Regions from separate parts of the Homo sapiens genome. Here region 1 is linked to region 2. Evidence: read pairs that join two places in POLR2A ChIA-PET (ENCODE). Cell type or tissue: PC-3. All regions are shown on one strand. Links, peaks and the distances in the headings refer to the core of each region. The heading gives the core; the rest is flanking DNA.

Region 1 (5,000 bases), core at 1-5,000, 340 kb after region 2:
AATAAATATCTGTTAAATTATTTCCACAGCTGGTGGATATTGGAATGATGTTTTGAAATTAAATGCAATTTAATTCCTTCCTTGGAAGGGCGTTTTTTTTGGCCCCATAGAACATAAGGATTTTTGTAAATTCACACACATTTTACTCTCTGGGCCCCTAAAAAAGAACAATGATATGCATTTCATAGGTGACTAGTTAGGCTGCAGTTGCATTCTTTTTTTTTTTTTTTTTTTGCATTAAAAAAATTTTGTTTTTAATTTTGTGTGTACATAGTAGGTTTATATATTTATGGGATACCTGAGATGTTTTGATACAGGCATGCAATGTGAAATAAACACATCATGGAGAATGGGGTAGCCATCCCCTTAAACATTTATCCTTTAAGTTACAAACAATCTAATTACTTTCCTTAAGTTATTTAAAAATATACAACTGGGCCATCATGGTGGCTCATGCCTGTAATCCCAGCACTTTGGGAGGCCAAGGCGGGTGGATAACATGAGGTCAGGAGTTCGAGAGCAGCCTGACCAACATAGCGAAACCCCATCTCTACTGAAAATACAAAACTAGCCGGGTATGGTGGCACGTGCCTGTAATCCCAGCTACTCAGGAGGCTGAGGCAGGAGAACAGCTTGAACCTGGGAGGCGGAGGTTGCAGTGAGCCAAGATTGCACCATTGCACTCCAGCCTGGGCAACAAGAGTGAAACTCTGTCTCAAAAAAAAAAAAATTAAATTATTATTGACTATAGTCACCCTGTTGTGCTATCAAGTAGTAGGTGCAGTTGCATTCTGTGCCAGTATCCCAAAGAATTATTTTCATGTTCCAAAGAATGACTTGCATGCAATACCAGTAGACCTGAGCTTCACCATGATATGGGAAGTAAATTCTTAATATTCATTCACTCAGCAAACCTTTATTTAATGCCTGACTCTGTACTAGGCACAGGACACGCATTGGTGAACCACTCTGTCCAACTAACTGAGATTATTAATTCCAAATTGATGTTATGAAGGAAAAAAGGATTAGTGTTTCATCATGTCTCTCCCAGAGGATTTTCTACAAATTGGTTACCTACTTAATCATTAGTTGTCTTTGAGTGGGTAGGAGTGTAGGGCATATGGAAAATTGTAAGATTAAATGGCATTGATAAGGATAGGAGTTGAGGCCGGACGCAGTGGCTCACACCTGTAATCCCAGCACTTTGGGAGGCCGAAGTGGGCAGATCACCTGCGGTGAGGAGTTCAAGACCAACCTGGCCAACATGGCGAAACCCCATCTCGATTAAAAATACAAAAAATTGGCTGGGTGTGGTAGCTCATGCCTATAATCCCAGCACTTTGGGAGGCCAAGGTAGGTGGATCACCTGAGGTTAGTAGTTCAAGACTAGCCTGGCCAACATGGTGAAACCTTGTCCCTACTAAAAATACAAAAAATCATCTGGTCGCGGTGGTAGGCGCCTGTAATCCCAGCTACTTGGGAGGGTGAGGCAGGAGGATCTCTTGAACCCAGGAGGCGAAGTTTGCAACCAGCCGAGATTGCACCACTGCACTCCAGCCAAGGTGACAGAGCGAGACTCTGTCTCATTAAAAAAAAGAATAAGAGTTGAAATGTTCTGCCCACTTTCTGACAGTAGAGGAAAATCAGCCTATTTTCTCTTTGATGGAAAAATTATATCATCTCGTTTTTGTGGTTCAAATGCAGAATGCATTTATGAAGATTACTATTAGAGCTTCTTTCATTTCTGTCTTTCTTAGAAGTTACAGAGAAGCCGGTAGGAAAACTACGAGCTATGGGTGGATGTGGTTTTTTTGGTTATGGTTGTAAAACCTAAGGTTAATTTGCTCCTTCTTACAGGAAAATAGCCTCTAGGGATGACGGGGTTTGCTTCCTACATGGTGCAGGGAATCTGAGTAGTGTCATTCATAACAAGACTACAGAGGGCGAGTCCACGTGGGGGTGCAGTTTTTCTATTTTACCTCACAGAGCTCTGACTGGAGTGCCGTGGGAGGATGTCCAGTCTCAGTATAGGCCATTCCCAGGCTTGGAGGTTGATTCAGTTCTTTGTCACACAGGGAGTTTGGTGATCCTATGGAACCTGGAACTTGACACTTACATGACCAGAGGAGAACAGATGTAGAAATGCTTAAGATGTGTGTCTCCTTGCTTTGAGCTATAAATGAGACTCTCTGAGAAAGTTCCCTTATGCGTAATGTTCCTCCAAAGTCCAAACCAAAACTCTTGGAGGGAAAGTTGGTCAGAGCATGGAGACTCATCAGTATCCCCTGTGGGTTCTGGTTGAAGTGCCCATCACAGGCAGTGTGTTTTTCTATTTTCTTCTCTAGGCAGTGTGAGCAGTTTGGATATATTCCCCAGCTGTGTGCCACGTGGCTGTGGGAACCTTTTGACCACCGCTTTCTTTGGAGTTGGGCTTTATTATAACATGCTTCCATTCCCTGAGGTGGTGTGCTCTGGGCAGGATGATGGGAGTAGGACTTGAGGATTGTTTTGCTTTTCACTTGTCTAACTAATGATACATCAGAATTGTCCCAAATAATTATGTCTAGGTTATATATTTATAAAAGCCTTTGATTTTTTAAAAAAATTCCACTTATTTTAAAAAAGTACTTTCATCCTCAAAGTGTCTAACTTTAGTTTCATCAGATTAAGAGCTTTAGTGCCTGGGAGGCTGAGGCAGAAGAATCGCCTGAACCTGGGAGGCAGAGATTGAAGTGAGTCGAGATCGCGCCACCACACTCCAGCCTGGCGACAGAGCGAGGCTCCATCTCAAAAAAAAAAAAAAAAGCTTTAGTGCCTTATTTATGCCAGACAAATTTCAGTTTAGATCTTTTTTTTAATATTTTCTAGTCTATTTAATGGGGAGAGAATTTCCCAGGGTTTTTTTGTTTTTGTTTTTTTTAAATCAAGTCAAACTTGCCAGAGCAAAGACTAAGGCCCTATCACAAATGCAGCTAGGTTACAAGACTATTTTAAATAAAAGCTCTTTCTATTCAAATGAGAGGGACAGTGAGAATGAACCAGTATGGAGTTTACGTTTTAGGAATATTCCATATGATATACTCTAGCCTTAGCGTTTAATATTATGGCGATATCTAGGTGCAAGGAGGAATGTGGGGGAATATAGCTAGTAAAGAAAAGTCATTCTTATTTTTTAGTATATAAGAACCCCACTGAGGAAACCTCTTTCACTTTCTCCTGATTGAACAACTGACATGCTCTTCTGGTTCTGTCCCATGGAGAGAATTGGAAAAGTTTTGCTGCTTTAACTTGGAAAAGTGGTTTGTTGGTATAGGATAAAAGTAGTTAGTGTATAATGGCAATATAGTCTCTACCACTAATAAACATAAGGGGCCACTACAGGCAGTGCAAAATCAAAGTCAAGCTTCCTCTGTTGGTTTCTTTCTTTCTTTCTTTCTTTTTTTTTTGAGACGGAGTTTCACTCTTGTTGCCCAGGCTGGAGTACAATGGCGTGATCTTGGCTCACCGCAGCCTCCACCTCCCGGGTTCAAGCGATTCTTCTGCCTCAGCCTACCGAGTAGCTGGGATTACAGGCATGTGCCACCACGCCCAGCTAATTCTGTATTTTTAATAGAGACGGGGTTTCTCCATGATGGTCAGGCTGGTCTCAAACTCCCGACCTCAGGTGATCCGCCCGCCTCAGCCTCCCAAAGTGCTGGGATTACAGGCATGAGCCATCACGCCCGGCCTTCGTGGTTTCTTATTTAATGAACCTGATGGTTACAGGTAACTTTCATCAGACTGTTCTATACTGGAGCATCATGTTGGTCTATACTGCTTAGACTTGTGGATTTGGATTCTAAGTCTGATCCTAAACTACTTGCTTAGATCAGTGCCTTGAACTCCCCAGACTCTGAACAAGCAATAGTAAACATCACAGGAAGATTGATGGGATGGAAGGTAATGTGCAGGGCAAAAGTGGAGACAGTGAAGAAACTGTTGTTGTTCAAATCCTGTTATTGCTGTATTTGATGTATTTTTTTTTTTTCCGGCTGGTTTTTCTTGTCAAGTAAAATCCTATCTCTTGATCTCTTTCCTCTGAGATCAAGAGCTGGATACGCTTTGCTAGGTATATATTTGGATCCTAAAAAAATTATTTTGAAATAATTTCAAACATACGTAAGTGTTGCGAGAACAATAAAAGAGTTCCAATACCTGCTTCATGCAAATTTTCTAGTTGTTAACATTTTCATGGATTTGTTCCATCACCCAGTCTCTCTCCTTCCTGATCTATATTAGATGTAGCCTTTTTCTGAACCTTTTGAGAGCTGAGTGCAGTTAGGTTTTCTCATCTCCTCTAAACACTCCAGTATGCATTCCTCCCAAACAAGGATGTGCTTCTATGATCACCATACAGCTCGCCAAATCAAGAAATTAACATGGGTTCAGTACTACCATCCAGTCCACAGACCCTGTTCAGGTTTTGCCAACTGTCCCAACAATGTCTCCTTTTTTTTTTTTTCCTTTCATCACAGGGTATATGACGTTAACCCATCCCTGGAGATGTTTTCTCCACCTTAAATTCACCAGTTTTAGGGCCAGGCGCAGTGGCTCATGCCTGTAATCCCAGCACTTTGGGAGGCCATGGCGGGTGGATCACCTGAAATCAGGAGTTCAAGACCAGCCTGGCCACTATGGTGAAACCCCATCTCTACTAAAAATACAAAAAAAAAAATTAGCCAGGCATGGTGGTGCATGCTTGTAATCCCTGCTACTTGGGAGGCTGAGGCAGGAGAATTGCTCGAACCCGGAAGGCTGCAGTGAGCTGAGATCATGCCATTGTACTCCAGCTTGGGCAACAAGAACGAAACTCCATCTCAAAAAAAAAAAAAAAAAAAAAAATTCACCATTTTTTGCTTTGCAGTTGATTAGTTTGTGAATTCACCATTTTTTTCCTTTGCAATTGATTAGTTTGTGGAGAGGTGTTCTTGTATTTCACTGATACCCTGTTTCTCAAAAAA
Region 2 (8,017 bases), core at 1,166-6,165:
CAGACAACTATGAAGTCAACTATTAAAAGACTCCCCATGCATAAAATCCTTCCATTAATAGTCAATAATGGCTAATATTGTGTGACATATTTTGAGGACTTTTCCCCTGTGTCAGGGAAGTGGGTATGTTTTTTATATCTCCATATTACACATAAGAAAACTGAGGCACAGAGAGGTGAAGTAAGTGGCCCAAGGTCGCTCAGCTAGCAAGTACACTAGCCAGGATTTGAGCCCTCTGGCTCTAGAGCCTATGCCCTTAACCACGAGGCTATCCTGCTAGGGTTACACTTTCCTTTTCAGGGTCTTGTGAGGCACAGCTTGACCCCTGACCCTCTTTGGGTACCCTGGGCCACCCCATGGGTCCAGAGTCTGATTTTGAACTCTAACCAGCCACCCCACCCCAGCCCTTGGCTCCCCAGCAGAGTGAAGTGGGTCTGCTCCAGCTTGAGGCTACTAGGAGCCCATTGATGGCATTGCCTAGAGCCACATCATGCAGAATGAGCTCCTGGCAGCACAAGCCCGCGCTGTTCATTCGGAGCTGCGGCATGCTCACTAGGTCCTCATGGTGATGCTGGGAGGTGGACTAGAGTATCCCATTTGGCATGTGAGGAATTGAGCTCCGTGAGATTAAGTCACTGGTCCAGAATCACAGAGTAGCCAAGCCAGGATTCAAACCCAGACCTCCACGTGCCATGTGCAGCTCTCCTTTCACAAATCCACAGCTGCACTCCAGGGATTCCCGGCTGACAAATGTAGTTTGGGTGTCTTACTGTGGTCTTTAACCCGCAGGACCCAAAGCTACAGCGTTTCCAGTTTCTTTCCTTCCCAGACTCTCAGGAAACCACTTCTCAAACGTCTACTTGCTACAGAATTGCTTGAGGAGAGTATTTAAAATGCAGATTCCCAGAGTTCATCCTCCAGGGATTCTGACTTTGGAGGTCTGGGGTAGGGCCCAGGACTCTGCATTCTTAGCAGACCCTCAGATAATTCTGAAGCAGGAGGGTCCTGATGCACCCATCTCTGAGAAACCTGCTTTACACCCATCTGAGTGGTATCTGTCCCAACCCCTACTCATGGCAAGGGGCCCATAAACCTCTGAGGGATGACTAAATGTTCCGGTGTGGTTCAGGTTTCTCTCTGGGGGTTGAAAATGTTATAAAGTGCAATGGGAGATTTTCTAGGCAGAAGATGGGTCCTTTGCCTTCTGAGAGATGGGGCTACTTCTCTTGGGTTTCACTCTATAGGTGAAGGCGGAGTGAGGGGAGAGGGCCGCCCCTTGAGGGCTCAGCAGGGCCCTAGCCTGCGCCTGTTTTCAGACCAGGTTGCTGCTCTTTTGGCTGACGTCATAAAACAGAGCCCTGGGTGGGCGTGGTGGCTCACGCCTGTAATCTTAGCACTTTGGAAGCTGAGGCAGCGGGATCACCTGAGGTCAGGAGTTCAAGACCAGCCTGCTCAACATGGTGAAACCCCATCCCTACTAAAAATACAAAAATTAGCCACGTGTCAAGTGAGGAGCACCTCTCTCTGGCCGCCGCCCTGTCTGGGAAGTGAGGAGTGCCTCTTTCTGGCCGCCACCCTGTCTGGGAAGTGAGGAGCACCTCTGCCCGGCCGCCGCCCACCATCTGGGATGTGAGGAGTGCCTCTGCCTGGCCGCTGTGCAACCCTCCAAGTGTGAAGTGACAGCCTTGTGGGTGATACTTCTGCCCTCCCCAAGTTTGCATTTTTGACATTGAAGTTTACTTTTTAATTAAAAGTTTTAAATTGGAGAATAAAAAAAAATTAGCCAGGCGTGGTAGCACACGTCTGTAATCCCAGCTAACTGGGAGGCTGGGGCAGGAGAACTGCTTGAACCTGGGAGGTGGAGGTTGCAATGGGCCAAGATCGTGCCACTGCACTCCAGCCTGGGCGACAGAGCAAGACTCTGTCTCAAGCAATAACAACAACAACAGAGCCCCAAGTCAGTGTTTCTCAACCTTGCCCCAACCGCTTCCGAATCACCTGTTATTTGTCAAAAATGCAGATTCCTGCCCCCAACTCTGATTTGTTGAATTAGGATGAGGAAGAGGGGACAGCGCCCAGAAATCTGCACTCTCGGCTGGCACCCCAGCCATCACTTATGCACCTGAATGCTTGAGAAATTCTGTCGCAGAACATGGACTTTGGAGTGTCACAGACCTGGGTTCCAGTCCCAGCTCTGCCACAAAGTAGCTGCGTGGTCTGGAGCAATCTCAGTCTCTGTGAAACTCAGTTTCCTCATCTAAAGAAATAGGTTACTACACAAGCTTATTGGTCTTGCTGTGAGTTGATTCTCACAAGACCAATCAAACAATGAAGAAATGTACGCAAAGCACTGGGCACCTCGGAGAGATGGCACCCCCAGCCTAGTGGTAAAGAGAGGGATGCATAGAGGAATGCTTTCTCTGGGAGGAAAGAGCTGGGAGCACTGAGCATTACTCACCCACTGGCAAACACTGACCCACTTCAAAACAATTCTGACTTTCCATTTCCTCTGGGGGGAGCTCAGTGAAGCTTTCAAAGGTGACTAGGTCCTTTCCCATACTCAGGTGTGAGCCATCCCAAGTCCCAAGTTGGGGTCAGGTGTTGTAAACAAAAAATAATACAATTTTGACTCCTTCCACACCTCCAGCTGAGCCCTCCATCCACGGCCCCACCTGCCATTTCCCCTCCACGTGACATTCCTAGATCCCTCACTGGGTGGCAGGCCCAGTCTGAAAGGCCCTCTTGGCAAACCACGGGTCTGCCAAGGTCCCTGGGACCTGTAGCCTCAAAGCCAGGAGTTTCCAAATCCTTCCTTCTCTTTGGCTCTCCCAGTCTGGCCATGCAAAGAAACGCCAGAGCTTTTAAAAAGTTTCGGCCATTCATAATGGATTAGTCCACTCCGGAAACATTCCCCAGCTCTGCTGAGAGCCTGCCAGGCGACTTGGTGACGTGCTGCTCTCAGCGCACACAATGGGCATGGGAGAACAATGACGAGGAGAAAAACATCCCGCCCGCGTGTCCATGGGCTCACATCCTCCTAGGACCCCGCCCCCGCATGCGCTCCCAGAGCTGGGGGAGTGGGGCGGGGGGACGGGGAGGGAGGGATAGAGAGAGGTGCTAGAGGACAACTGCGAGAGCAAGTGAGGGAGGGGAAGAGGAGGAGCTCACCCAAATTTCCCCGGTTTGGCTGCATTCTGAACCAGTTGGGTGAGTCAGATTAGAAGCCAAATCTGCTTATTCTGGCTCTCCTGCTAGCCCCGCGGCCACTGCTCACGGCCCGATGCTGAAACGGATTAAAACCTGAGCTGGCAAACAAAACAGTTCAGAGTTACTGACCTACGGTGCACAGCGTTGGGGCAGGGGTGTGCCTGGTAGGAGGCCAAGTGTTGCCACTTAACCTCCCATGTGCAAGGAGTTCAAAATCCCAAAGCCTCAGTTTCCCCATCCACTGAAATGGGGAAATCGTGCATGCTCTGTTTCCCTCACAGAAGGTGAGGCAACAAGGGCTACTGGGCGTGAAAGCATTTTCATAATTATTAAAAACATTAGCCAGGCGCGGTGGCTCACGCCTGTAATCCCAGCATTTTGGGAGGTTGAGGCAGGTGGATTACTTGAGGTCAGGAGTTCGAGACCAGGCTGACCAACATGGTGAAACCCCGTTTCTACTAAAAATGCAAAATTAGTCAGGCATGGTGACATGCACCTGTAATCCCAGCTACTTGGGAGGCTGAGGCAGGAGAATTGCTTGAACCTGGGAGGCGGAGGTTACAGTGAGCCGAGATTGTGCCATTGCATTCCAGCCTAGGCAACAAGAGTGAAACTCCATCTCAAAAAATAAATAAAAACAAACAAACAAAAACCCAAATAATTATTTAAAAAAATACTTGGTCACCAGGTGGTGTCATTCCTCTGACAAAGCCACTGGGGGAGGTCACAGCCAGGAATTAGAAGGCATGGCGCTTTTCATCCCAGGCAGCTTACAACTTAAACCCAAGAAAGAGACTTAGACACTGAAAACCTAGATACAAGAGTGTAGACTAAGCTGGGTGCGGTGGCTCATGCCTGTAATCCTTTCACTTTGGGAAAGGAGGATGTGAGCCCATGGACGCGCGGGCGGGATGTTTTTCTCCTCGTCATTGTTCTCCCATGCCCATTGTGTGCGCTGAGAGCAGCATGCCAAGGTGGGCGGATTGCCTGAGCTAAGGAGTTCAAGACCAGCCTGGGCAACATGATGAAAGCCCGTCTCTACTAAAATACAAAAAATTAGCCGAGCATGGTGGCATGTGCCTGTAAGTCCCAGCTACTTGGGAGGCTGAGGCAGAAGAATTGCTTCAATCCAGGAGGTGCAGGTTGCAGTGAGCCAAGATAACGCCACCGCACTCCAGCCTGGGTGACAGAGCGAGACTCCGTCTCCAAAAAAATAAAAAGTGTAGACTATAGACAACTAGAATTTCTAGACTGTCTGGCTTGGGGTAGGTCTGGTTGGGGATTGGGAGAATGCTTGGGGGATTTACTGAGAAGTGGTCACTGTTTCTATGCTAAGCTCTGTTTTTCACTTAGGTTATAGGTATTTGGGTGGCCTTTCAGGCAATGGAGGTTATGAGGGAGCTAAGGCCCCTGTGGACCCCTTGGCACCAGCACTGGCATAGGCCCACTTGCTACCACCAGAACTGAGCACATATGGGAGCATTCACGGGGCTGATTAAGGAAGGCTTCCTGGAGGAAGGGAGTTTGAGGCATGTTTGAAAGAAGAAGAGGGGGGATTATAAAACACGAAAGTGACAGCAGACAGGTTTATGTAACATCCAGGAGCAAGAATGAGACTCTGAGGGCATCCAGGACCCACCTTCATTGTAGGGACAAAAGCACCAAGGTCTCAGCCAGGTGAGGGAGTTTGCCCAAGGCACAGTGACTGAACTGGAACTGGTGCTGCAGGGAGCTGGAAGGAAGGAAGGAAGTCCAAACAGAGGGAACGTGGACAGACTCAGGCACAAGGGCTTAAGGTAGGAGGTGCCCTTGGGGAAAATGGGTCCTTGGTCTAGTAGCAAGATTGCAGAGTATGCAAAGAAGTCGGAGCCAGGGTACAAGGGGCTTAGGCACCTTGCTAGCGAGGAGGCTCAACCCTTAGTGGTGACAGTGGGACAGTCAGTGGAATGTCCTGAAGCCTCTCTGGAGGCCCTCTGCAGCCCAGGAACACCTAGGAGTGGAGGTTGGGGAGTAGAGTTTGGAAACACCTTAGAAACAAGATTGGCTGTACCCCGTGACTGTAAATGGGGACTCGAGTCTAAAGTCTAAGCTCAAGGCAGCAGGGGTAGCCCGAGGTGCCTGCTGCTGCATGGAAGGGAAGGGAGAGAGCTGGCCAGGCAAGAGTGGGTTCCAGCAAGTTCCTAATGTAGCAGACATTTCATGTTTGTATTCACTCATATTTTCATTCACAGCTATGAGCCTAGCAGTGAGGCCCAACTCAGTTTACAAGGCTTGCAAACCAGGTAGGTACTGCAGGGGCTGAGGAAGGGGAGTGGAGGGAGGTGGAAGGAGCAAGTCATCTGGGCAGCTGTTTACAATCTCTGGGATAATCCCTACCACATTTCTGCAACCGATATCTCTCTCCTTTACCAGGCTGTGAATTCCTTGAGGATAGAACACTGTTTATTTATTTCTGAATCTCTAGTGTTTCACAGAGTGGTCTAAGCCAAGGAGACTTTTTTTTTTTTTTTTGAGACAAGGTCTTGCCCTGTCGCCCAGGCTCCAGTGCAGTGGTGCAATTAGAGCTAACTGCAGCCCAAACTCCTAGGCTCAAGCGCTCTTCCTGCCTCAGCTTCCAGAGTAGCTGGGACTACAGGCATGCACCCCCATGCCTGGCTACTTTTTAAATATTTGTAGAAACAAGGTCTTGCTATATTGCCCAGCCTGGTCTCGAACTCCTTGCCTCAAGTAATCCTCCCGCTTTAGCCTCCTGAAGCACTGGGATTACAGGTGTGAGTACCGGACCTGGACCCAGGGAGTTTTTTTTTCTTTGTTTTTTGAGACACTCTCACTCTGTTGCCCAGGCTAGAGGGCAGTGGCACCATCTCAGCTCACTGCAACCTCCGCTTCCCGGGTTCAAGCAATTCTTGTGCCTCAGCCTCCTGAGTAGCTGGGATTACAGGTGCATGCCACCATGCCCGGCTAATTTTTGTATTTTTAATAGAAACGGGATTTTACCATGTTGGCCAGACTGGTCTTGAACTCCTGACCTCAGGTGATCCACCTGCCTCGGCCTCTCAAAGTGCTGGGATTACAGGCGTGAGCCACCGTGCCTGGCCCCCAAAAGATTTGTCTCTTAACTTTTAAAAAGTTTTAAAATTTAGGTAATGTTTGTTAAGTTCATAGCCTTTTGCCTAACATCGGTATCTGTTAGAGTAAGGGACACCAGAATTCCCAAACTCTAATGGCATTTTGGGAGGACAGGTAGTTCTCCATAGACAGAAAGGGTTTTATTCACTTGTGTGCCCCACGGAACCATTCCTCCTTTTAGTAAGAAGCCTTTGCCTCCTGGTCACAGCCCTCACAGTGAAACAGAGAAGGTGGGTGATGCCTGCTTCTACCCTCAGGGAAAGATGACATAACAACAGCTTACACTGTGTAATGCTTTCTACATGACCAGTAAATTCTGCGTGCTCTTCTTCTTCTTATTCTTCCTCTTCCTCTTCCTCTTCCTCCTCCTCCTCCTCCTTCTCCTCCTTCTTCTTCTTCTTCTTTTTTTTTTTTGAGACGGAGTCTTGCTCTGTTGCCTAAGCTGGGGTGCCGTGGCGCAATCTTGGCTCACCACAACCTCCGCCTCCCAGTTCAAGCGATTCTCCTGCCTCAGCCTCCTGGGTAGCTGGGATTACAGGTGTGCATCACCATGCCTGGCTAATTTTTGTATTTTTAGTAGAGACGGGGTTTCTCTATGTTGGTTGGCCAGGCTGGTCTCGAATTCCTGACCTTGTGATCTGCTCGCCTCGGCCTCCCAAAGTGCTGGGATTACAGGTGTGAGCCACCGTGCCTGGGCTCTGCGTGCTTTTCATGTACTAATTCATTTAATCCACACTCATCCTATGATCACCCCATTTTGTAGGTGGGGAAACTGAGGCAGAGAGAAGCCATGCGATGTGGCTAAGTTCATACAACTAGGATGTGGTGGTGCCAGGACTTAGGCTGAGGCAGCCTGGCACAGCACTGCCTCTATTGCTTATAAATCTCAACCTCGCCCCACCCCCACTCATCTTCTACAGAGAAGCCAGGCAGTAAATTCCATTACCAAGTGGAACACTGGCTGGAGGTGTGGAATCACAGGTGGCTGAAGGTACCCACTCAAGGCATCTGCCCAAGGCAGGAAACAGTACTGAGCCCTAACCTCTGGCCCCATCTCCTGTTCCCTGAGGTGGCCCTCCTACTCTCATCAACTCGAGCTTTAAGAATCTCAGATTGTGGGCTGGGCATGGTGGCTCATGACTGTAATCCCAGCACTTTGGGAGGCCGAGGCAGGTGGATCACTTGAGGCCAGGAGTTCAAGACCAATCTGGTCAACAGGGCGAAACCCCATCTCCACTAAAAATACAAAAATTAACTGGGCATGGTGGCACATGCCTGTAATCCCAGCTACTTGGGAGGCTGAAGCATGAGAATCGCTTGAACCCAGAAGGCAGAGGTTGTAGTGAGCCAAGATCATGCCACTGCACTCCAGCCTAGGCAACAGAGTGAGACTGTCTCAAAAAAAAGAAAAAAAAGTCCCAGATTAGTTCATTCCCACACCCCAGAATCAGTCTCAGGTCCTGAAAAGCCAAGTCTGGCCTCAAAGCCAGTGACAGGCCTGAGAGGATACCCCTGGCATCCTGGAATCCAAGGAGAAGGGTGTTTGCAAGCCCAGGATCATGCTTTGCCACATTCCTCTGGCTTCTCTGAGGAAGGTATCTCATCTGCCAGTTACACCTTGCTACTCCGCACAGCAAAAAAGAAAGATCCAAGGAATAGGGTCAGGCCAGGTGCAGATCTG

The links. Peaks named below come from ENCODE experiments on the same cell type or tissue, not always from the same donor. Only the 100,000 strongest peaks of a DNase experiment are listed, where the experiment ranks them.
Region 1: POLR2A ChIA-PET joins it to region 2 with 5 read pairs; 2 of 35 experiments call an interaction of 5 or more read pairs at or near these places.

Annotation. Positions count from the first base shown.
Region 1 is chr1:205,196,640-205,201,639 of GRCh38, reverse strand. All of the region lies in intron 1 of DSTYK (dual serine/threonine and tyrosine protein kinase), which reads left to right. Among named protein-coding and RNA genes, the nearest start is that of DSTYK, 13 kb to the left of the region's middle. In PC-3, for the core only: no CTCF peak of the experiment used is centred there; no DNase peak of the experiment used is centred there.
Region 2 is chr1:205,538,651-205,546,667 of GRCh38, reverse strand. No RefSeq gene overlaps it. Among named protein-coding and RNA genes, the nearest start is that of SLC60A1, 26 kb to the left of the region's middle. RefSeq lists silencers at 2,988-3,117, 3,218-3,267 and an enhancer at 2,833-3,127. In PC-3, for the core only: a CTCF peak has its summit at 2,484 (motif pointing right); DNase peaks (open chromatin) are centred at 2,497 and 3,077; H3K4me3 peaks cover 1,337 bases; H3K27ac peaks cover 2,722 bases.